Linked DNA regions of Homo sapiens: region 1 is linked to region 2. A link is an interaction called in ENCODE POLR2A ChIA-PET data of the cell type or tissue named here. Cell type or tissue: HepG2. All regions are shown on one strand. Links, peaks and the distances in the headings refer to the core of each region. The heading gives the core; the rest is flanking DNA.

Region 1 (10,735 bases), core at 1,830-9,829, 54 kb before region 2:
AGCAAAATCCCATCTCTACAAAAAATGCAAAAAAAATTAGCGAGGCATGGTGGTGCATGTCCAGCTAATCGGGAGGCTGAGGTGGTTGGAGTGCTTGAGCCTGGGAGGTCAAGGCTGCCATGAACAGAGATCATGCCTGGGCAGCAGAGCAAGAACCTGTCTAAAAATATATATATATTTCAAAAGGTTTGACTAACAAAGAGGCTGTACCTTGCACTTTGACTGTTGCAGACGTTGATGTGGTCCCGTGGTCATTTGTTGCTATGCAGGTATAAATCCCACTGTCTTGGGGCATCAGATTACAGATCTTCAGGGTGATTTCTCCAGAATCACTAGGGACACCAAAAGGATGCTCTTCAGACTCCAGTAATGAGACACTTGACTGCTGGGTAAAATCCCATAGGGTTGGCCCATGGTGTGCTGAGCTGAGAGTCCTCAGGCCCGAGGTCAGTCCCTGGTCTGTGAGCTACCTACCACCCTGTTTCTCTACATCCCCAGTTCCTTATATGGAAAAAAATTTTCTGGCCATGCCCATCTCTCAAGTTTGTTGTACATGAGGGATAAAATAAGGAATAAAATGACATAAGAATTAGAGCATTGTTTGAAATATATAAAGTTGTATGCAAGTTCTGGCTCATAGTATTATTAGTATTATTACCACTAGCAACTTTGTCCTAGAATATTTTCAGTTTCACAGATCGATAATGAATGATGGAAAAAAAAAAAGGAAAGACTCAAGAATAAAAATATTTTAAGTATTTCAAATTCTAGATGTGGGATCCTCAAAATAATTAAGTGAATTTCTAAGAAAGAGTAAATTCCATCACCTAAATGATAACTTCCCCATTCACCCCAATACAAGGTCCAGGAATATCCCCAGGGGAGAACTGCTCTGAAATACAGAAGTCACAGTCAGCTCTGCCCCTTCCCTAGGGTTATGATATCCCCTGGCGCTTTTCATGATCCTCACCAACCACTGCGTCTCACACTAGGCTTCTTGGACCCACTGATATTTTATGACCTGGCCTCTTTATGGTCTCTGCTGGGAATACCAAGGAATGATGGTCTTCTTCTTTTTCCCATACACACAAATTAAGTCAATGAATGAAAGTTTCTTGATTCTAGGTGCTTCTTCCACTAATGTTTCTCAAGCATCTAGGGCTTGCTACCACTTGTCCACTGTAAGCAACAGTACACAGTCCAATTCATAGTTAGTAACAATAAATGCTGACACAATGATTGGGAGGCAGTCAGCTAAGTTTTGTTAAATGGACTCTGTGTGTAGAAGCATCCTTGCGGCTTGATTTTCTATTGCACATTTTAGAATTAGTCGTTTCTTTTTCTAATAACACTGTTCTTAGGTGAGGAATTAAACATCTCACTGTTTCACAGCAACCTGAAAGGCACAAAAAATGTCAGGATGTCCAGATGTGAGGATTACATTTTTACTACAGGTCTGGAGCCTTCGCCACTTAAATCAGAAGTCTAAATCTTCTGACTTAGAGATTCACTTGGGGATCTGTAGGGAAAGATCATCTACCAGGGTGAATGTAAGGCAGTGACTGTAAAAACTCTTCATAAGTATGGTGCATGCTTGACTTGAGATATAAAGGTTTATGTTTTTCCCTATTTGTTTAATGTGGGTCTGGAGCACAGTCTTTACAAACCATTCTGTTGATCCCAGGTATGTCTACGTGGTGCTGAGCACCGTGGGAAATGTGTGCTGGTGCTGCTGCAGGTGTCCATCAGGCTGCAGCGTGAGTGGCAGAGGCTCTGACTAACACTTGAGTCTCCTCAGTCTCTCTCTAATCAAGTCCAAGTGTTTGCCCAAGAACAGGCTCCAGGGCAGCTATTCTCTTGCAGAGCCCAGTCACCAGAGCAGAAGTTGCACCCCAGATTCAGCCTCTCAGTGCTGTGTCAAGCAAGGGGCTGCTGTTGCTGATGTTAGGGCAATCGGCTTACCAAGAGGAGACCGTGTATGTGGCTGAGCTGTTATCAGTGTCAAGGATGTTCTGGTCTGGACCCTTCCAAGTGATGGTGGGCTTTGGCCGCCCACAGACTTTGCACTGCAGTATCACTGTGTCCCCAAGCAAGCAGGTCACATCCACCAAGGGCACAAGGAATTCTGGGGCCACTGTGATCAAATCAACATACATTAACATCATTCAGAGCAAATTTAGAATAAAATGGCCATTTTGTTTTAACACACCTCTCTCATTTCCCACCCATGTCATGTAATGATTCAAATAACCTTCAGTATAACACTGGTGAGTCATCTGGGTCTCTTTAAAAAGTGTTTAAAAGAGATAACTGTTTATTATAGAAAAAAATAGGAAATATAAACAGAAAGAAAGAAAAGCTCCATAATGTCATAATCCAGAGATAATTACTGTAGGCATTCTGGTATATACCCTTTTGGGCTTTATATAAACAGACTTCTTATAAAACTTGGATCCCATTATACATATCGCAAGCTTTAGTCTTTTTCATCTAATAATTTATCATAAACCTCTTTCCTTGTCCATTGATACAGAACTATATCACCATTGCTTACAGCCAGTGCTTTAGTGCTGGATTAACTATAATTTATTTAACCAATCCCCATGTTTCCAATTCTAATGCTTTTTAACTCACCTTCTTGGATGAAATTTGGATTTAAGATCTGAAAAACAAAAAGACACAGAAAATTGCTTGAATCCTAAACTACTAAAAGAGAACAAGGGACTTCACCGTATTGAGTAAAAAGAAAGTACAATTTAGGGAGATGAGGCCTGGAGCCCAACTTCCCACTGTGTTGTGACTGTATTACTGTCACATTAGTAAAACCTCTCTTTAGCAACAATTGGCACTTGGTTTACTCTGTCTAATTCAGTTGTTCACATTCCTGCCTGGCAGCGTGCGGCCCCAGGCAGGTTTATTGTAACTTGGAGCTCTGCTAGCAGAGGTCTTTCTGTCCTCCCTCTTCTCAGTTGCTTTTCTTCCCTTCACAGGCAGAAAACCCACTCTCTTGGTCATTATGCACACAAGCAGTGTGGTGGCACTGATTCTTCCTAGCATCATAAACTCAAAAATAGAGGACCTGAGACCTATCAAACTGGAAGGGTCATTGAAATTCACTAATACAGTGGATTCCTTCCAAATGTCCTCCCTTTACCCTTTACTCATCCCCACGCAGGGGAAACGACTCTTCAAGCAGCTAAACAACAGAGCTTCTCTGGATGAAGGGGAATAAGAGAAGTCGTCTGTCTCTTCTTTCTCAAGCATGATCTCCTATAGCCCAGGCCTGCATGGGGCAACTTGAAGCCACTGACCCAACCATTCCAACCCTTTCCACTTCATAGGTGAGAAAATGAATACTAAGTGACTAAGCCGACTAACTCTGGTCACAAGGCTGGTTCAAGGGAGGAACTGATAGGGCTCTTGGTATATACCATGCTGCCTGCCTCAGGACACCCTGGAGATTTCACAGTAGGGAAAACATTTTAGCCAACTAGCCATTCTGGAAAGCTACATCTTCTTGAGGAGATGGTCACTTTTCCCCCCATCTTTTGTATTACCACTAATCATCCATGTCCAGATTGTACAGCCTGGCATTGTTTTAAAAAAGCACGGACTTTGGAGATAGGCTGAGGTCATCTGTTTTGTTTAATGTGATTGTATGTTAATTACGTAATAACTGATGTTCCACTATAATATGGGGATAAATAATACCTAGTGTAAAGTGTTATCACAAAGATTAAATAAAATCTTGTACATCAAGTGCTTAGCACAATGCCCGGCAAATAACAGGTACTCAATACCTATTTAAATAAAGATGATCTCATTTTAATCATCTTCCTTCTGCTAAGCAGACTGTTATTAAAGTGGCTTACCTTTAATAGCTTATTTGGCAAAATTCTTCTTTCCTTTATCATGAAGCCAGAAAACTCACAAGCCTTACAAAATAGCCCAACTGGGGCCTCTGCACTTATTTCCCTGTATGTATGCATATCTTTGTGAACATGCATGGTTTCTGTGTGTTCTTCCCTTATAGAGGAATCCATATAAACCCTTTGGAAGAAAGACATTATTTCCTTCTTTGCGTTCCCCTTTGCAAATCAAGTGCCTGCTTATACCACCCAGGTTTTCTAAAAAGTGGGCTGCAGAAAACCCTTGTGAAGCCAAGTTCTGGGCTGAGTGCCCCAACTCTGGCCATTGCAATGCCCTCTGCTAGTCTCAAAAGACCACTTACACCTCTGCTTAGCCTATCTTTAAATCAGTGGTTCTCAACGCCTGACCTGGGCAGCCTTAAAAACACGAGAGGCTAATGCCTGGGCCTCATGCCTAGAGATTCTGTTTTAATTGGTGTGAGGTGGGGCCTGGGCATTGGGATTTTTTTTAACTCTCTAAAGCGAATCAACATGCAGCCTTGTTTAATGAACCTGATGAAAGTCCCCCTCTATTCCAGGGAACTGATCTTGGATAAACCAACTTCCTGCCCCGGAGGCTTTTCTGGGGTGGGATGGGGGAGTGGATGAGAACATCTGGTAGAACCTACTGCATTTCCCACACCTAAAAGAGTTCTCTGTGTGAAAAGGTTTCGAGGCATGGCATGGGGAAGGATGTAAAGGGTTGCTCCACTCAAACTATTAAATCAACCACGAGCAGCACTGCATCACCTGTAGGGGGGCACTAAAGAGGCCAAACATTTCTCTTCCTGGTTTGGATAAGGCAGGGAGAATGGCATCCCAGTCAGTCATTTGACAGTCAAAGAAAAGAAGGCTAAGAATATTTTCTAAATGTTAACAGTGGTTATCTCAGGGTGGTAGGTTTAAGGGTGGCTTTGTCCCCATTCAAAAAACATTAACTGACCTTGTCATACTCTCTAAGTACAGTTTTGTGGGTAGAGAAATACTAAGACATAGGCTCTACCCTTGGGATTTATAAAGCATCTTGATTTGGGGTGACTGTTGTTTCCTTTCTTTTCTTATGTGGGCTTCCCAAATATTCTGCAATCAGCATGTTTCGCTTTCTTTATTTAATTTATTTATTTATTTTGAGACGGAGTTTCACTCTTCTTGCCCGGGCTGGAGTACAATGGTGTGATCTCAGCTCACCGCAAATTCCGCCTCCCCGGTTCAAGTGATTCCCCTGCCTCAGCCTCCCGAGTAGCTGGGATTACAGGCATGCGCCACCATGCCCAGCTAATTCTGTATTTTTAGTAGAGACGGGGTCTCGCCACGTTGGTCAGGCTGGTCTTGAACTCCTGACCTCAGGTGATCCGCCTGCCTCGGCCTCCCAAAGTGCTGAGATTACAGGCATGAACCACCACGCCCGGACTCACTTTCTTAATAATTATTTTTGAAGGAAAAATACAGCACGGTCGAACCTATTAGACTATAAGCTCTTCAAAGACAGGAAGTATTTGTCACTCACCTTTGTACCTCAGGGCCCTAGCCCAAGGGTCTGTCACATAAAGGGTATTTAATAAATGTTGGTGAATACATATTTGACCTTTGACTTCATTTCAGACCTTCCAAGAACTTATGAACCAGTAATTAAGTCTTATTCGCAATCTTTCTTTCCAGTGTCTCTGCTAAGGACTACACTCAAATTAGGAATATTTGCTTTTGTTTGGGCATGGTGGCTCACACCTGTAATCCCAGCACTTTGGGAGGCCCAGGCGGGCGGATTACTTGAAGTTCGCATAAGCTACTCACAAACTCCTTCATGTGCTCCTCCAAAACCCTGGAGGAAGTGCAGAGCAAATGTTATGTATCCCCATTTCCTAGGTGAGATAGGGAAGTGAAGTGTTAAGATCACAGTGACAGAGGACTGGCTCCGAGAGCTCTTGAATTTTATTCCAGTGCTCGTTCCATCATAGCATTCAGCAAAGTGGGAGGGTCTTAGGAAAAGCATTGTGAAACTTTGTCATTGACATCAAAGGCCTACCTGCTTATCTTTGCTCTCCACCTCTCTATCTATCCTATCTCTACTCAGTCCTTTAATTTAAAATCCTCCAGCAAGGACCAAGAGCCTGGGCAAGGTCCACACTAATGTTTTTTTTCTAACTTTGACTCTGGACTACGGTCATAGAAGATTCCTCCCTCATTTTTTCTCTTTCTTCTTTGAAGCAAATCAGAGTACGAACTGGAGGAGAACACCCTTCTCACACAGTAGACTAATTACCGATATATTTGTCTGTGGCTCCCTATGGACTGCAGGGCCCATGAGGACAAGGACCATATTGTTTTATTTATTATTACTTTTTATTTATATTCTTAAATTTTTTATTTTCTCTTTTTTTGAATTCTAATGGGCCATATTGTTCGCTAGTATTGCCTCCAAGCTTAGCATGATACCTGGCACATATGTGCTCTGTTGATATTTGTCAAATCAATGAAAAGCTTAAGTGGTGGGATCCTAATTTTGGGGAGGAGAGCTGAGAAAATGTCCTGCCATGAACTTGCTCAGGAATCTAATCAGTCAGTCAATGTCTGAGATGTAGCCAATAGTGATCTTCCTCCTCTGCACTCTTCTAGGGGCTGTAGGTACCTCTAAGTCTCTGACCATGAACTGCTAAGTACCATAACGTCTTACTGAACTGTATTTGCCCTACCAGACTTGTGAACCTTTTGAAGGTAGTAACCCTTTCCCGTGTTTTATGCACCATCAGTCATAAATTTTTTTTGCTATGAACCATCAGTCATATTTTTTTTTGCTATGAGTCTTGCACATAGCAGAAAAATCAAATATTTGTTGAATGAAATTAACTGAAGTCACCCAATTAGTAGACTAGAAATTAGGCTTCCTGACCACCTTGTCTAGTGGTCATTGCTGGTGTGTGCAGGATCCTGAGGGCTTTATATAAGCTGCACATTTTTCTTGAAATATAATGTTTTCCTTCCTTAGAAACAGGTTGGAGTCAATGTAAAATGATAGATGGGAAGGAGGAGAGAGCTGGAATCCAAAATAGTGGTTGTGGGCTGGGTATGGTTGCTCACGCCTGTAATCCCAGTACTTTGGGAGGCTGAGGCAGGAGGATCACTTGAGCTTAGTTCAAGACCAGCCTGGGCAACATAATGAGACCTCATCTTTACTAAAAAATAAAAACAAATGAGCTAGGTGTGGTGGTGCACAGCTACTCGGGAAGCTGAGGTGGGAGGATTGCCTGAGTCCAGGAAGTTGAGGCTGTGGCAAGCCAAGAAAGTGCCACTGTACTGGGCAACTGTTGCCTGGGCAACAGAGTGAGACCCTGTTTCAAAAAAATAAAAAAAAGAAAACATAGACGAAATAGTGGTCGTGGAGGAAAGATGACATTGTTCACATAAAATGCACATGTTCTCTCTCTGTGAAACAGCACAAGAGAATGCTGGGCCAAGTCCGGGAGGACAGGGCTGGTGTAGACACCGTGGGAAAGAACTACAGGTTCCTAAAGCTGGTTTTATTTGACCAGCAGAGGGCAGCAGGTGGCAGCGCTTCCTCCCAGGCGAGAACAAGAACCACCACAATGTGATCCATCAGCAACTTAGTTTCCTTCTGGAGAGAAATCCAATAATTTTATCGTTTTTTCTTCAAAATGGCAGGGCAGTCAGGTAAGAGGAAAGAGTTACAGGTAATATTAACCAGCACTGACTACCATAAGCTGAGCTTTGAGGAAATCTTGGCGTCTATTTTCCTTGTCAGCCAATGTCTGACTGACTCTAAGACTTAAGAGTGAGGGTGAAATTCTGTCTAGAAAATGAGTTGTTAACTGACTCCAGAAGAAAAAGACCTCCACTCCCATTTTTCCCAAATTCCTTATCACAGTCACAAAACAGAGCTCAAAACTACGTATTGAGAACACTGAAGGAATAAAAACGCTCAAATAAACATAAACCAAATACCCTAAACCCAACTGACAGCTGCCCAGAATATATTTCTATATTTTTCCTTTTTCTATTCCTTTTACACTTGTTTCATATGAACCTGTATTCAGAGTAGGCAGGAAAGGAATTTTAGATGATGAGATCTAGCAATAAAATAAAGATATAAGAAAAACAATTTTTAAGAATTTAGGTATAATAGTAGGGTTTGAAGGTTTAACCCTTCGTGTTTTCAATCTGGCCAAACTGGACTCGAATTTCTAAAGTTTTAGAAAATATTCCTACCTCTGCTCTTTTTTTTTTTTTTTTTTGACAGGGTCTCACGCTGTTGCTCATGCTGGAGTGCAGTGGCATGATCACCACTCACTGCAGCTGCAAGTTCCTAGGCTCATGTGATCCTCCTGCCCCAGACTCCCTGAGGAGCTGCGACTACAGGTGAACACAGCCACATCCAACTAATTTTTTCTATTCTTTATAGAGATGGGGTCTCGCCATGTTGCCCAGCTGGTCTTGAACTCTGGGCCTCAAGTAATCCTCCCACCTGTGCCCGCCCAATGTGCTGGGATTACAGGTATGAGCCACCACACACAGCCTCCTCTGCTCATTTCTAAATGAGCATAAGACAAGCTGTAATTTTAAAAAATGTAAATGCAACATAATCCCAAGCAGCGATAGACTTGTCTCTTTCAACTAGTTCCTTACTCCCAAGTATTTTCGTTATCATTTAGTTCTAAGTGTTTTTCTTCAACTATGATTTTTTTCTTTTACCCAGTTGTAATGAGTATGTTTTTACATTTCCAAAGATGTGAGATTTTTAAAAAGGATATTTTTGTTGATGATTTCTAACTTAATTGCATTGTGCTTGGAGGACTTGGTCTGTATGATACTGATTCCTTGTTTTTTGTTGAGGTTTGCTTTGTAAGTAGCACACATGGTCAATTTTTGTAAAAAAATTCCATATGGTTTTCCAAAAAATGTATAATCATTAATTTGGGGGTACAGGTCTCTATATGTGTCCATGTGTCAAGTACATTGATTGTTTTATGGATATTTCTAGTCCAAATATCCCCCTTTACCCCTCAATATTTTGGTTAGAGAACATTTAGTGTGCTGTCAAAAATAAAAAGGATGAAAATATGGCTTTTAACAGAATAATGAAAGCATCTATCACCCATCTCACAAGATAGTTGGTTGCAAAGGACCAAAATGGGGGTGCGTTGCTGTGTATGCACTGGTCTCCAGCTGCTCCTGGCAGCCTAGGAGTCAGTTAGGAAGGGACTGGAGGTGGGGGGCTGAGGAGGATGCAGTGGTGGAGTTACAGCTTCTTCTTTATAAATCACATTTCCAACCTAGCCATGACCTTGACTTTGGATAATGCCTTTATGTATGAGTGTTTTGGAGTCTTATCCCTTAATGATTTGGCCCTGATTATGCCCTGATTATGCCCCAATCCCCTAAACTTCCCAGAGTCTTCGGAGCTATGTAACAGATTAACATTTGTTCTGAGGACCCAGTGCCATGGCTCATGCCTATAATCCCAGCACTTTGGGAGGCTGAGGCACGAGGATCACTGGAGGCCAGGAATTCAAGACCAGCCTGAACAACATCGGGAGAACCCACTTCTAAAAAAATTTAAAAATTAGCTGGCCATGGTGGCACGTGCCTGTAGTCCCAGATATTCAGGAGGCTGAGGGTGGGAGGGTCACTTGAGCCTGGGAGGTTAGTGCTGCAGTGAGCCGAGATCATGCCACTGCACTCTAGCCTGGATGACAGAGAAAGACCCTGTCTCAAAAAAAAAAAAAAAAAAAAAAAAAAAAAAAAAATCTCACCAGTGTTTGCATAGATGCTGGTTACCTTCCTAAAGCACAGGACGAATCATATGGACTGCTTAAAACCTACTGCTGTTCCTTGGAGTCCATGGATCAAGTCCTGGCTTCCTAGCAGGTCCTTCCATGCCTTTGTTGTCTGTCTGGTCTCAACCCATCTGCCAGGCTTTATCTCCTACAGCTCTTCCTACATAACTAACCCCAGGTACTCAGACCATATACCTGCTCAGCATGTGCCAGGCACCTCCCACCTCAGGGCTTTTGTTCATGCTCTCTCCTCACCCTCTGCCTTCTCTAAGACTGCCCACATCCTATTAGTTCATCCAACCCACACACTGCTGCCCAGTGAATCAATGACCACACTCATAGGCTCCCTGGGAGACAGGCTACCTAAGAATACACAGTCCTGGGAAAGTCACTTAACCTCACTGTGCTCCAGTTTTCTCATCTATAAAGTGGGAATAACGCGAATAGTACCTATGTGATGATGTTGTTGGGAGCTCAGCACAGAGCCAGTTACACAGGAAAGACTGCTAAGTAGTAGCTACTATTATTGTGAGCCCAGTGCCTGAGTGGGTGCATAAATATCCACAGAATGAATAAATGGCTCCAGGCAGGATTAATCAGTCCCTCACCATGACTGTTAGAGCAGGTTTTAAAGTTTGCTGTGTAACATGGGCATTTATTTATACCTGCCTCCTTCTTATGCTTCTTAAGCCTTAAGCATGGGAACCAATCTTACATTGTTCGTTAGTCCTCCATAATAATCACTGCAATGCCTTGTGTTAATCAAATTGTGTGAAATTGAACTGACTAGGAACTCACGCTGAGTGAACTTTGACAGCATGGGGGTGGGGTTGGGGGGTGATGGTCTTTGCTTCTTCAATAGCAGGCTCTTAGAGGAACTTCTGGGTCAATGGTACCTTGTAATCTCATTAGTGTACAACGTAAACGAAACGGGTTAGGCCCCCAGTCTAGGGTGAGGGTGCGATGGAACATGCATGACAGGGCGTGCTGAGTGACTATGTTGACCTGAGAAACCAGTTCAGACATTTCCAACTCATG
Region 2 (10,735 bases), core at 1,595-9,594:
TTCCCTGTCCTTCACAAGGCAGTCGAGGTGGCTAAGAACTAACATTTGTAGATGCTTGATTATCAGTTTACAAAGCCCATTCATGCCTACTCAATTATCATCATAACTCTGTTGGGATTAGATTTGAATAGACAGAATCAGCATCACTAATAAGTGAGGTAAAAGAGAACCCCAAGTAGACTAAGTAATTTTCCCAGGACTATACAGTAGATAGCAGAGGCAGGACTAAATCCTAGGTCTTCTGATTCCTTACACAGTCACTGCCAGCAGCAACAGTCCACACGTCTAGAAAAGGCTTTATTAAAAATCACACAGTGAAAGCAGGGGGAGCCCTATTCCTGGCTCAAAGATAATCCCTTAATGCAAAACCCAGAAAAAGTGTGTTAGTTCTATCTGGGGAGATGGGTGAGCATCTTTCTTAATAAACAAAAGCACGAATTAAAGACCAAGGCTGATAGCAAGACCACAGAAGGGCCCATTAATGTCCAGAAGGACTCATGGGTGGGTGGTGACTCTTCGGGAGTTTTATCTGCACTGCAGATAAACCCTGTTTTTGTTCCTTAACAGTAGGTCTTGTGCAGCAGAGATCCTAACTCACCGAGGCAGAAGCTTTGGTATAACAAATGACCAAGTGACCATAAAGCACCAGGGGCAGCTCTGGGAGATAGGAACATGGGGGATCTCATGGCCTTTGGGTGGAGCCAGGGAGCCAAACGAATTCTAAAGCAGAATTCCGTGCCGCGGCTTGAGCAACCAATAAAGCGGAAAGACTTTAAGGACTCAGTAAAGTCCAAGAATACCAGATGCTCCTGTAAGATGGAATTGAACTCTGTAAAGTGGAAAGAACTTTATTAGTTCTTCCTCATATGGAACGAAGAAAACTCCCACCCACAGGTCTAGATTCTGCCCTCTGGGGTAATAAAGAGTTAGTTGCTCTTTGCAACCTCATTCCCATGGCAGTGCTTCAATTACTAGAAGACAGCTCTCATGTGTCTTCTCCTAACTTCTCCCCATAGTTAACCTTGGTTTCCTCAACTTTCCTTCAAATTACATGGACCACATGGTTTGGTTACCTCCTCTGGGCCCCTCCAGTTTGTTCAAGAACATTGTAGAAGGTTGCATTTAGAATAGAATAATAGAATGCATTGGCTGGGCGTGGTGGCTCATGACTGTAATCCCAGCATTTTGGGAGGCTGAGGTGGGTGGATTACTGTGGTTAGGAGTTTGAGACCAGCCTGGCCAACATGGTGAAACCCTGTGTCTACTAAAAATACAAAAATTAGCCAGGCATGGTGGTGTGCCTGCAATCCCAGCTACTCAGGAGGCTGAGGCATGAGAATCACTTGAACCTGGGAGGTGGAGGTTGCAGAGAACCGAGATCATGCCGCTGCACTCCAGCCTGGGCGACAGAGTGAGACTCTGTCTCAAAAAAAAAAAAAAAAAAGAAAGAAAGAATCGAATGCATTAGTCACACACAGCTCATGATGTGTATGGTTTGAATACCTTTGAATACTATTGCTTCTTTTGATCTGTACATTGTACTTTCATTAACCAAGCCTGTGATAATACTCACTATCTTCGCAGCTATCACACAGTTGTACTTAGTCAAATAAATACTCCAGAGCTTTTATGAGCTCTGAATCTTTTCTTCTTCTAAGCGGAAGAACTGATAAGGAATAGGACTAAGAGTCTCGAAGGTGAAAATGCAACTTAGTGCTCCCAAGCATGGCTGAGATATTCTCAACCTAGTATTGTTACATTGCTACCACATGTGGGAAGGGGAGAAAGAGAAAGTGGTGGAAAGGACCAAGAATCAAATTTTGGTAGGAAGATTCTAAGAAACCAAACCACGGCTTCCTCTTTCCTTTCTGTGACGTGAGCTTGGTTTTACATGTTAAGCCAAAGATAGCTCTAATTCTGGGCTTACTGTAGGTCCTCAAGAGTAGTTATTGCTGGAAGAAGTTATATCCTTCATTATGGCACACTCACCACAGAAAGGACATTCATTCAACAGACATTTATTGAGAGCCTATAATAAAGCCAATCAACACCAATGCCATCCCACATCCCCTCTTCTCTAGAAAATTTGCTGTGATGGGACTTTTCTATGTCTTTGCTTACATGTTTAACACCATCGATCACACAAATTAGTGGTCTGGAGACTGTCAGCAGTGCAAAGCTTAGCAGTAGTAGTGGGCAAAAAGGTAATCCAAAATATAAAAATAGACTCTGGAAACAAGTGTTCATGAAAAACCCACTAAGTGTAAAAGACTTTTTTATACTAATAGAGCAAAAAATAATAATATCCTAAATGACTTACCATCTAGCTAGGGAGGTAAAACGCAAATGAAATCATTACGATATTTTAACAAATTACACCACAGAGCTGCTTAAGAGCTGTCCCAGGCAGTATGTGGCTTTAGTAATTACCATGGGATTATAATGGAAATTTGGCCTGGGCTGGTCAGAGAAGCCCTTGTAGAGGAGGAGATCTGAGTAGGACCCTGAATGACCACTATGCTCTAGATAAGCAAACATAAGAGGGAGAACATTCCAGAGAAATGGGGCCATATGAACAAAAACTTGGAGGGAAGAAAGCCAAGTGTGAGTTCGAGGATAGCAAAGAAAACAATTTGTTTGGAACAGAGTTCAACAACCAAATAAATAACTAGATGGTGGAAAGGTAGGTTGGAGAACAGGCTACAAAAATATCAGAATATTAGGTAAGTGTGGACTTTATGTATAGGCCAGTGATTCCCAAACTTTGATTATATATCTCTGTCACTGAAAATAATTTTGCTCGTGTACCCCCAAACATGTAACTTGTTTATAAATTCTATATTTATGCTACTGTACTATCATTATATACATAAGAAAACACACACAAAACCATTTTAAAATGATATAAAGAGGCTCTAATATTTTCTTCCCATACCCCAGTAAGTTGTCTTATGTACCTGAGGGCACCCCCCCATTGGAGACCACTGCTTATGTAGCCAAGAGGGAGGCAATAAGCAGTGTTTACAGAAGACCAATTGGGTGTGAAGGCAGACTTAGCAGAGAAAAGGCAGGCAATGGCTACTGCAATACTCCAGGAATGAATTCAGGGCCCATGCTCAGATGGTAAAAGAAAAAATGCAAAAAAGAAAGAAAAAGGATGACTTTAAGAAAAAAATTAAATACAGCATTTGTAGAATGAAGAGGGTATATAGGTTGGTGTGGAGAGGGAGAGCAAGTGAGAAGCAGTCAGAGAGGGGTCTTTGAAAGTCAATGTAGTGCCCAGAAGAGTACTTAACTCCTGCTGGTAGGAAAAGGAAAGATGGCAGGAAAATAGACGATTTTCAGGAGTTTGACACTAGGTACTGAAAACAGCAGGTTTTTGTTTTTTTTTTTTTAATTAGAAAGGAAAATTTAGCAGGAAAAGAATAAACTCATATGTATTAAACCTCATTCATATAGTATATGCTGGGATATCTGAAAAGGGAGTTACTATAGTCAAAATTATTAGGTAGCTTTCCATAGAGAGCATCCATCATTTTCCTCTAGCTCCTGGGCCAAGTGATTAATAAGACTGCCCAATAGAAGTCTGGCAGAAGCACAGACATTTATCCTAATGAGAATTGCAGGAAAAGCTAAATGGGTGATATGGATGAGAGTGAAAGAAAGGAAAATGCTTCCAATTGTCATCCTGTGGTGATACACTTAAATGTAAAAACAGGAGAGTGGAGGAACAGCTCCATCCTAATGAGCTATCCAAAAAGGGGCCCTTTCACCAGCATTATGCCAAAACCCCAAACCTGCTCAGACTCATCACCTATCCCTCCAACGGGCTGATGGGTCCATGAGACAGTCACAGGCTAGACAGGCTGCCAGTGGCTTATGTTCAGTTTTTCCCCCCATTGTAGGGCTAGGCACTGACTCTCTTAATTTATTGTGGTGAGGTATCCACACACTTTTGCCCATTCCCCTTTATAATCAGCAGTCTACTTTTGAAAGACTTTGCACGCTGGAAGGCTACCCAAGTCCCCATAAAATTTCCTAGTGCTGTCAAATATCCAATCAGTGTGTTCTGGGTCTCAGCATCGCGGTGTACTAGCTTCTGGGCTAACCAAATACATATCAATCACTGACTGAATGCCACTTGCCTGTGGGCCGCTGGATCAGGCTTGCAATGAGGTGAGTTTGTCTTGAATAGTTTTCAACTTTCATCAACACTGCAGCCCCCAAATGATGTATTAATTCCCTATACCCATTCCCAAACAAAGTCAAAAAGGACTCTGGGGTACAGCTTTTTAGAAACCATCATTAGCTGCAATCACATAGGAAGAATGAGGACAGGTGCAAAGGAGAAAACGGCAGACAGATGCAAGCCTGGAGCAGTGTGAAGGTGAGACACACACAGAACTGCCTCCAGGACCCCCACTTACCAGCTTGTTTTTGACCAACTTTTCTATTGCATTGACAAGGTCTGCAGCAGTAGGTACTTCAGTGGAAGCCTGCCGGGCTGCTAGCAAAGAGGAGGACTGCAAGACATCGGGCAGCAGAGGAAAAGCAGATTAGCAAAGAATAAGGAACAGTGATCAGGAAATAAAACAGAAAGTCCAAAGCTCAAGCCAGGGAAGGGAAGCAAAGTTCTGTGTTTAGACGGAAGAGGTGACAGAGGGAGAAGAGTGTGGGTGTAATACATACAGGCCTGCCCAACCCCTTATTAGGAATTCTAGCCAGCAGCAAATGGATGGTACTAGGCTATCCTTAGGCAAGCCTATGAAGGAGGGGAGAGGAGAAATCACTGACTTCCTGGGAGGCCTACAGACTAGTGTTGTACCTACTGACAGCAACAGCTTGGAGGGCGGGGGCTACTGCTCTGTGGGCAAACGAGACTTTGGCCACTACACAGCTGCCCGTTGCTGTTTTGGGGTGTGAAGGATTCAACAAACCCAGCCTTGAGTGTGTCCAAAAAAGGGAAACAGTCCTTGCTTTACTACAGCCTTAGATATAGATCTTTATTATGTGTCCAGCAAAAATGCTAGGGGCAGGACCCTTAGAGACCAGCAAGCTAGATACTCCCTTCCTATATTCTCTCCCTCTGTCTTCCTCTCCCGCTCTGCCCCTGACACACATACACCCTTACCCCTCCACAAAGCATAGCTGGCTCTGGTAAGGCCCCTGAACTGGAACACTAGGAAGTAATAAAAGGCTTTAGCAGGAGTCCTGAAGCAGCTAGGAACTACCCTGTTCATAGTAAAGAGAGACGACTCCAGGACCTCCCTGTGTCCCTTTTCCCCTGCACCAGCAGTGAGGAGTTGTCCATGTGGTTGTTTGTGTGGTCAATGGTTTGGGGCTTCCTGCTCACTGAAGGATGGTGGTTTTTTGTTTGGCTTTTTCTTCCTTCTTCTACCTGAGAAGAAACTGGGGGAGAAATAGTTAACCCTGCACCGTTTGTGTGTGCTTTTACTTCCAGCTTATCAGAGCAGGGGGCAGTGGTGTTCCCAAGGCCAGGACATAGGCTCCTTCAAGTTTGCCCCTTGGGTTAGAGAGAAAGTTTCAAAAATGAAGCTTCTCATCTAATCTAAGTTACTTTATTAAGTCTTTGCTTCTGAGATGGGAGGAAAATAATTATAATTAAGGAAGATATAACAATATTCTTTTTCCTCTCTTGGGGACTGCAGGAAAAAGCTTACGTCCATGTGGAAAATCAAGCTATCCTCTTTTTAATCTAGTAATCCTACTCCTGGGAATTTATTCCAAGGACAGAAGTCAAAAGAACAAATGCTGTATATACACAGTGATCTGTATGTAGTAGTATTAGCCATAGTAGCAAACAATGGAAACACCCTGTTAGGATGTCCCCAACAGGCTGATCAAACACATTATGGAACAGCAAATAAGCAAAATTTTCTCCAGCTATTAAAATTACAGCTAGGAAGAAAAAAATTCATGCAATTTTAGGAAATGGTAGTAAATAAAACATTGGACACAACATATGCATATTATAATTGTAAAAGTAAAACGTACACACATAAGAAAAAGATTAGAAGGAAACAAGGAGAAGACAATTGCACAATATTACAACGGTGAACTTTTAAAAATTCCTTTGACAGTGTTGTAAAAATTGTTTTAATACATCCAACTCCATTTGCTAGATGCTCTGAAGTTCATCCCACTCCCAAACATTTATAAAAAACATACAGAAATCAAACAAGCAGGAATAAGGAGAGTTCATGTATCTGAAAGGAGACTGTTGCCATCTGCCCCATTTCTGCATAAGGAAAAGGCTACACAAATAAAGGTAAGTCAGAATTCTGGGTTAAAAATTATCCAGAAACAATGTAACATCCATTTCTGTAAACAAGCTGTGTTTGAGGGAATTAGAGAGAGAAGGTGGTGACCTTATGCAAGTGGGGCCCTTGCACAGAGGGCTGTGTGAGACATGGGCACCCTACTCCTTAGGCCATGATCGCTGTTTATAAAATACATTACAAGTAGGCAGGTCTCATTTCCATCTCAAGGTGAAGCACCAGCACTTCTGTCTCAGGAACCCAGGATGGTATAACACCAGCCTTCCTACTATGTCTCTTCCCAATAATCCAGAGTCAAAGAGCTGGCCCTGAAGACAGGGCCACCAACATCACCTAGGAGGGGCCACGACTAGGTGAGTCACATCATGGGGGCAGCTGCCACATCTCAGAGTCCCTAGACTTTGTCCTTCCGGCCTAGCACAGAGGAAGACTTCAGTTAATGTCTGTGGGTTAACAATTCAAATGCAAAGCAGAGAGAATTAAAATAAGAACTGAGATGTCACCAGAAAGGACACACCCGCAGGAGGCTGTCCCACTACAGGGCAGAGCACTAGAGAGCACAGGAGAGCCTGGAGGGACAGGTAGACAAGCTGCCACATCCACTACCACCACTGCAACAAAACAGCACTTGAAAAAGCAAATGGAAAGTGCCATACAGTCAAAACCCAAACCTGCCGCTTCCACGTCCAGAGTCTAAGAGAATCAGCAACACTTAAGGCAGAAAAAAAAAGGTGATGTGAAAGCAGAGCTGCAAGGAGACTGAGTGACAAGTGAGGGAGAACATAAAGCTGCCCCAAGCCTCGGGTCAGTACCTGGAAGCACGTCTAACCTACGCTTCTGCTCCAGAACAACTGGGATGATCACCGGGTGACTGGAGACACAGGGGGCATCGATATTTCAAATACCAGTGAGCCTATGCATGCCAGCGGGCCGGGGAATCTTGCAAAGCAAAGTCAGGCAATTTCGCATATTAAGTTTGCCCACCTTTGACAATAACTTCCCCTTAGCAGCATCTTCATTCCTCATACCGTCATTGCAAAATTTGACCAACACTGGGCTTGACTGGTAGCTACCATTAGTTAGAGTTTAGAGTTGACTATAGGGAAAACAACTAACATGCAGGTTGTACAGTCAGGTACGACAAAATGGTTGTGGACTGGAACTACCTGGAATTGCTCCTTTTAGGATGTGCTGCTTCCAAAGACAGAGCCATTACCCTTTATCAACAGGACAAGACACCAGGCAGATTCCCACTTTGAGAATTCTGCACACACCCCCTCCACTGCCTAGAATGAAGTTGGACCTCCAGGGTTGGGGAAGGGACACCTACCAAATAGAGACACAATTGGTATCAACATGGATTCATGTGGACGACGAGATAACATGGGAGAAAGAGTATGACTACCCCCATCACACACAAAAAACAAAATCACGCACGGCACGTTGCTCTTTTAAGTGAGCAAGTAAAGAAGTTCTACCATTTCATCCTGTGTAGGGTCGTTGTCAAAAATCTTCATAGGTGGTGGGAGGGGTGTGTGTGACTCTTCATCCGGCTCATCTTCACCCCAACCTTTCTTGCTCTTCTAGAACAAAAGAGCAGCATTAGTTACTGTGTCACAAACATGCCAGTGGTTCTGGACTTGACATTAACAAAAATAATACATAGGAGGAGAGTTCCTCTCTCAACTCACTCTTAACTGTTCAGTCGCAATTTCCTCTTTTGATACATGGATACACCTGCTTATTTCAAATGAGAGTGAGCACCAGTGGGGAACACACACACACACACACACACCCCCAAAAAGAAGCAAAACCAGAAACTATCTATCTTATCGATTAGCAAGAAAAGAAAAAGCTGGAAGTAGTCAGAGAGAGCCTAACTTTTACATTTTTGTAGGGCTATGAAACCATAGCCCAAATGCCGCCAGGCTTAGCTGCCATTTCCAGAGGGAGAAATGGCAGGTAGCATAAAATCACAACAAGAGGGGGTCCAGTTACACATCACAAAGAATTTCTTAGCCACATCAGTGATTAGAGCAGGATTGTGTGCCAAATAAAACAGGTATCTCATTTCCCCAACCAAAACATATCCACTGTCTTTTGGTTACAGAATCTCAGCTTCATCCAGCCTAACTTTGGCTACAGTCTCTCAAACCTTCCAGTATGGGCGTTCATTAGTTTTCATGAAGGCCCATTTAATCACTGACTGACTCCTAGATTAAACTTTTTCTTTGAGCGGAAACCCTGCCTATTGTAATCTTCATCTGTTCATCATAGTTATCTGGAGTAACTCTGGATGATCTATTCCTTTTGATGTGTGGCACTGCTCAAGAGACTTGAAAACAGCTACAATCTCCCAGCACAGTCCTGTTTTCAAAATGAAACAATCTTCATTCTTTTATTCTAAATCTAAACAGGTCTAGCTGGTTTTAATGTAGTCCTTAGTAGAGGTAGGGAACTAATGACCAAATGACTCCCCTCAGGCCCAGGTCCTATCTCCAAATCTGGCAAATGGTTTCTGTCTGCTGGAAGTCTTAGGGGCTAGTCAGCTTCTGAATCAGCCACAAATCAAACTGGCCAATGTCTTAAGAATAAAAAGAATCCAAATCACTTAGGCTCAAGGTAACACACTAATGGAGATTTGAGATGGCCTAGTTGACAAAACCTGAGGAAGGAGACATGTCAGAAGGCCCTCCTGATGGACAACTCCAGGGCCCCCTGTAAGTACCTCATCAGCGCTGTCTCCCTGAGGGGTTGTTTCATCCCCAGGCTTGGGAGATCCCAGGTCAAAGCTCTTCCGACCATCGCGAACTTTCTTCTGCTTTTTGATGTTTCCATCTGCCTTCCCGCTGTTAAGCCGACGCACAGGACTCGTCAGCCACTTCTTAAGAGTGTTGGTGGAGCGCTTGGGACCCGGGGAACTGTGGATGGAGTTCAGGGAGGGCTGGGCCTGCAGGTTGGCCACGGACTCGGACTTGCCTCCATTCTCGCTTGAGGAATGAGAGTATGCATCTGAGGAAAACGGACAGACACAGCCATGTCAGAGGTGGTGAAGGCAGGCCGCAAACCTGGGACTGAGACAGCTCCATCCTCAGGAAGCTAGGACACAAGGCAGAATGTCCAGGCCAGCTGTAGACCCCAGTCCAGAGAACCCTCTCAACAACAGTAAGAAAGGCAAACGCTCACTCAATTTTTAAAGTATGAAGCACCATTCCCGGTACTATGGATACAGGAGTGGGCAGAAGACAGAAACTCCTGCCTTCGCGGAGTTTACATTCTGGTGGGAAACACATATAATAGACTATAAAAATAAAATAAGCAAAATGAAAAGTATGACAGGTGGTGAGAAGTGCTACATCAAAACACAAAGTACGGGAAGGGATTAGGGAGTGCTGGGGTTGGAAAAGGGGGTGCAGATTGAAGAGGTGATCAGGGCCAGTCTCATGACATGACATGTGAGCCAAGGCCTAGTGGTGGTGACGCCATCTGGCGAAGGGCCTTCTGGGCGGAAGAGCAAACACAAAGGTCCCAAGGCAAGGCCTGGGGTGGCCTTGGTGGAGTAAGCCGGGGGGATCAGTAAGAAAGGAAGTCAGAAAAGCTACTGGGAGCTGGGTCAACAAGCATGTGGTAAGCCAGTGCTATGCCTCTGGCTTTTACCTGGAGTGAAAACCCACTGGAAGATTCTGAGCCAGAGTGATTCAATCTGGCTTATATTTTTAAAGGTCATTCTGGTTTCTATATTGAGGGCAAGTGGAAATAGGGAAACTGGTTGGGAGGCCACTGCACTATTCCAGGTGAGGGATGTTGGTGGTTTAGAAGTAGGGTGGTCCTAGTGGTTGTTAGAAGTGATCAGATTCTGGAGATGTTTTGCTGGAAGGGCCAATATGAATTGCTGACAGACTATGTGTGTATGGGATATGAAAAAAGAGTCAAGGGTATCTCAGGTTTTGGGTCTGAGGTTAGGATGGGGTTCCTGAGATGTGGAAGAATATAGGAGGAACAGGACTCAGGGAGGAAATATAGGAGTTTAGGTTTAGACATCTTTGAGATGCCCATTAGATACCTGAGTGGAGAAATTGAATAGCAGCTTGCCTTCAAGTCTGGAGCTCAGGGGAGAAAGTGCTGGTGAGCTGGAGATAATTGCAGAGTTGTCAGAGGAGAGATGGGGTTGGAAGCCATGAAGCTGGGTGAGATCAGCGAGAGGCATGGGTATGGATAAAGACAAAGTCCAAAGACTAAGCCAGAAGCAGGAAGACGAGAGGACAAGAAAGTAGCCAGTGAGGTAGGAGTAAAACCAGGAGGGTGGGGTGTTCTGGAGGCTGCACGTGGAAAATGTCTTACAAAGGGAGAAATCGGCGTGTCAAATGCTGCCTGATAGGTCAGGAGAGTTGACCTAAGAATTAAGTCTTAAAACTGAGCAACATGGAGATCATTGG

Evidence for each region. ChIA-PET counts read pairs that join two places held together with the same protein. Peaks named below come from ENCODE experiments on the same cell type or tissue, not always from the same donor. Only the 100,000 strongest peaks of a DNase experiment are listed, where the experiment ranks them.
Region 1: POLR2A ChIA-PET joins it to region 2 with 11 read pairs; 3 of 35 experiments call an interaction of 5 or more read pairs at or near these places.

What each region holds. Positions count from the first base shown.
Region 1 is chr3:124,685,731-124,696,465 of GRCh38, reverse strand. It overlaps KALRN (kalirin RhoGEF kinase), which reads right to left. Exons shown (of 60, transcript NM_001388419.1): 52 at 2,635-2,662; 53 at 1,963-2,134; 54 at 211-332. Among named protein-coding and RNA genes, the nearest start is that of UMPS, 39 kb to the left of the region's middle. In HepG2, for the core only: a CTCF peak has its summit at 7,443 (motif pointing right); DNase peaks (open chromatin) are centred at 5,965 and 7,425.
Region 2 is chr3:124,630,996-124,641,730 of GRCh38, reverse strand. KALRN (kalirin RhoGEF kinase) reads right to left here. Exons shown (of 60, transcript NM_001388419.1): 35 at 9,028-9,311; 36 at 7,778-7,879; 37 at 4,428-4,523. Among named protein-coding and RNA genes, the nearest start is that of UMPS, 94 kb to the left of the region's middle. RefSeq lists enhancers at 2,967-3,561, 6,410-6,911. In HepG2, for the core only: a CTCF peak has its summit at 5,468; DNase peaks (open chromatin) are centred at 4,760, 5,820, 6,350 and 6,700; H3K4me3 peaks cover 583 bases.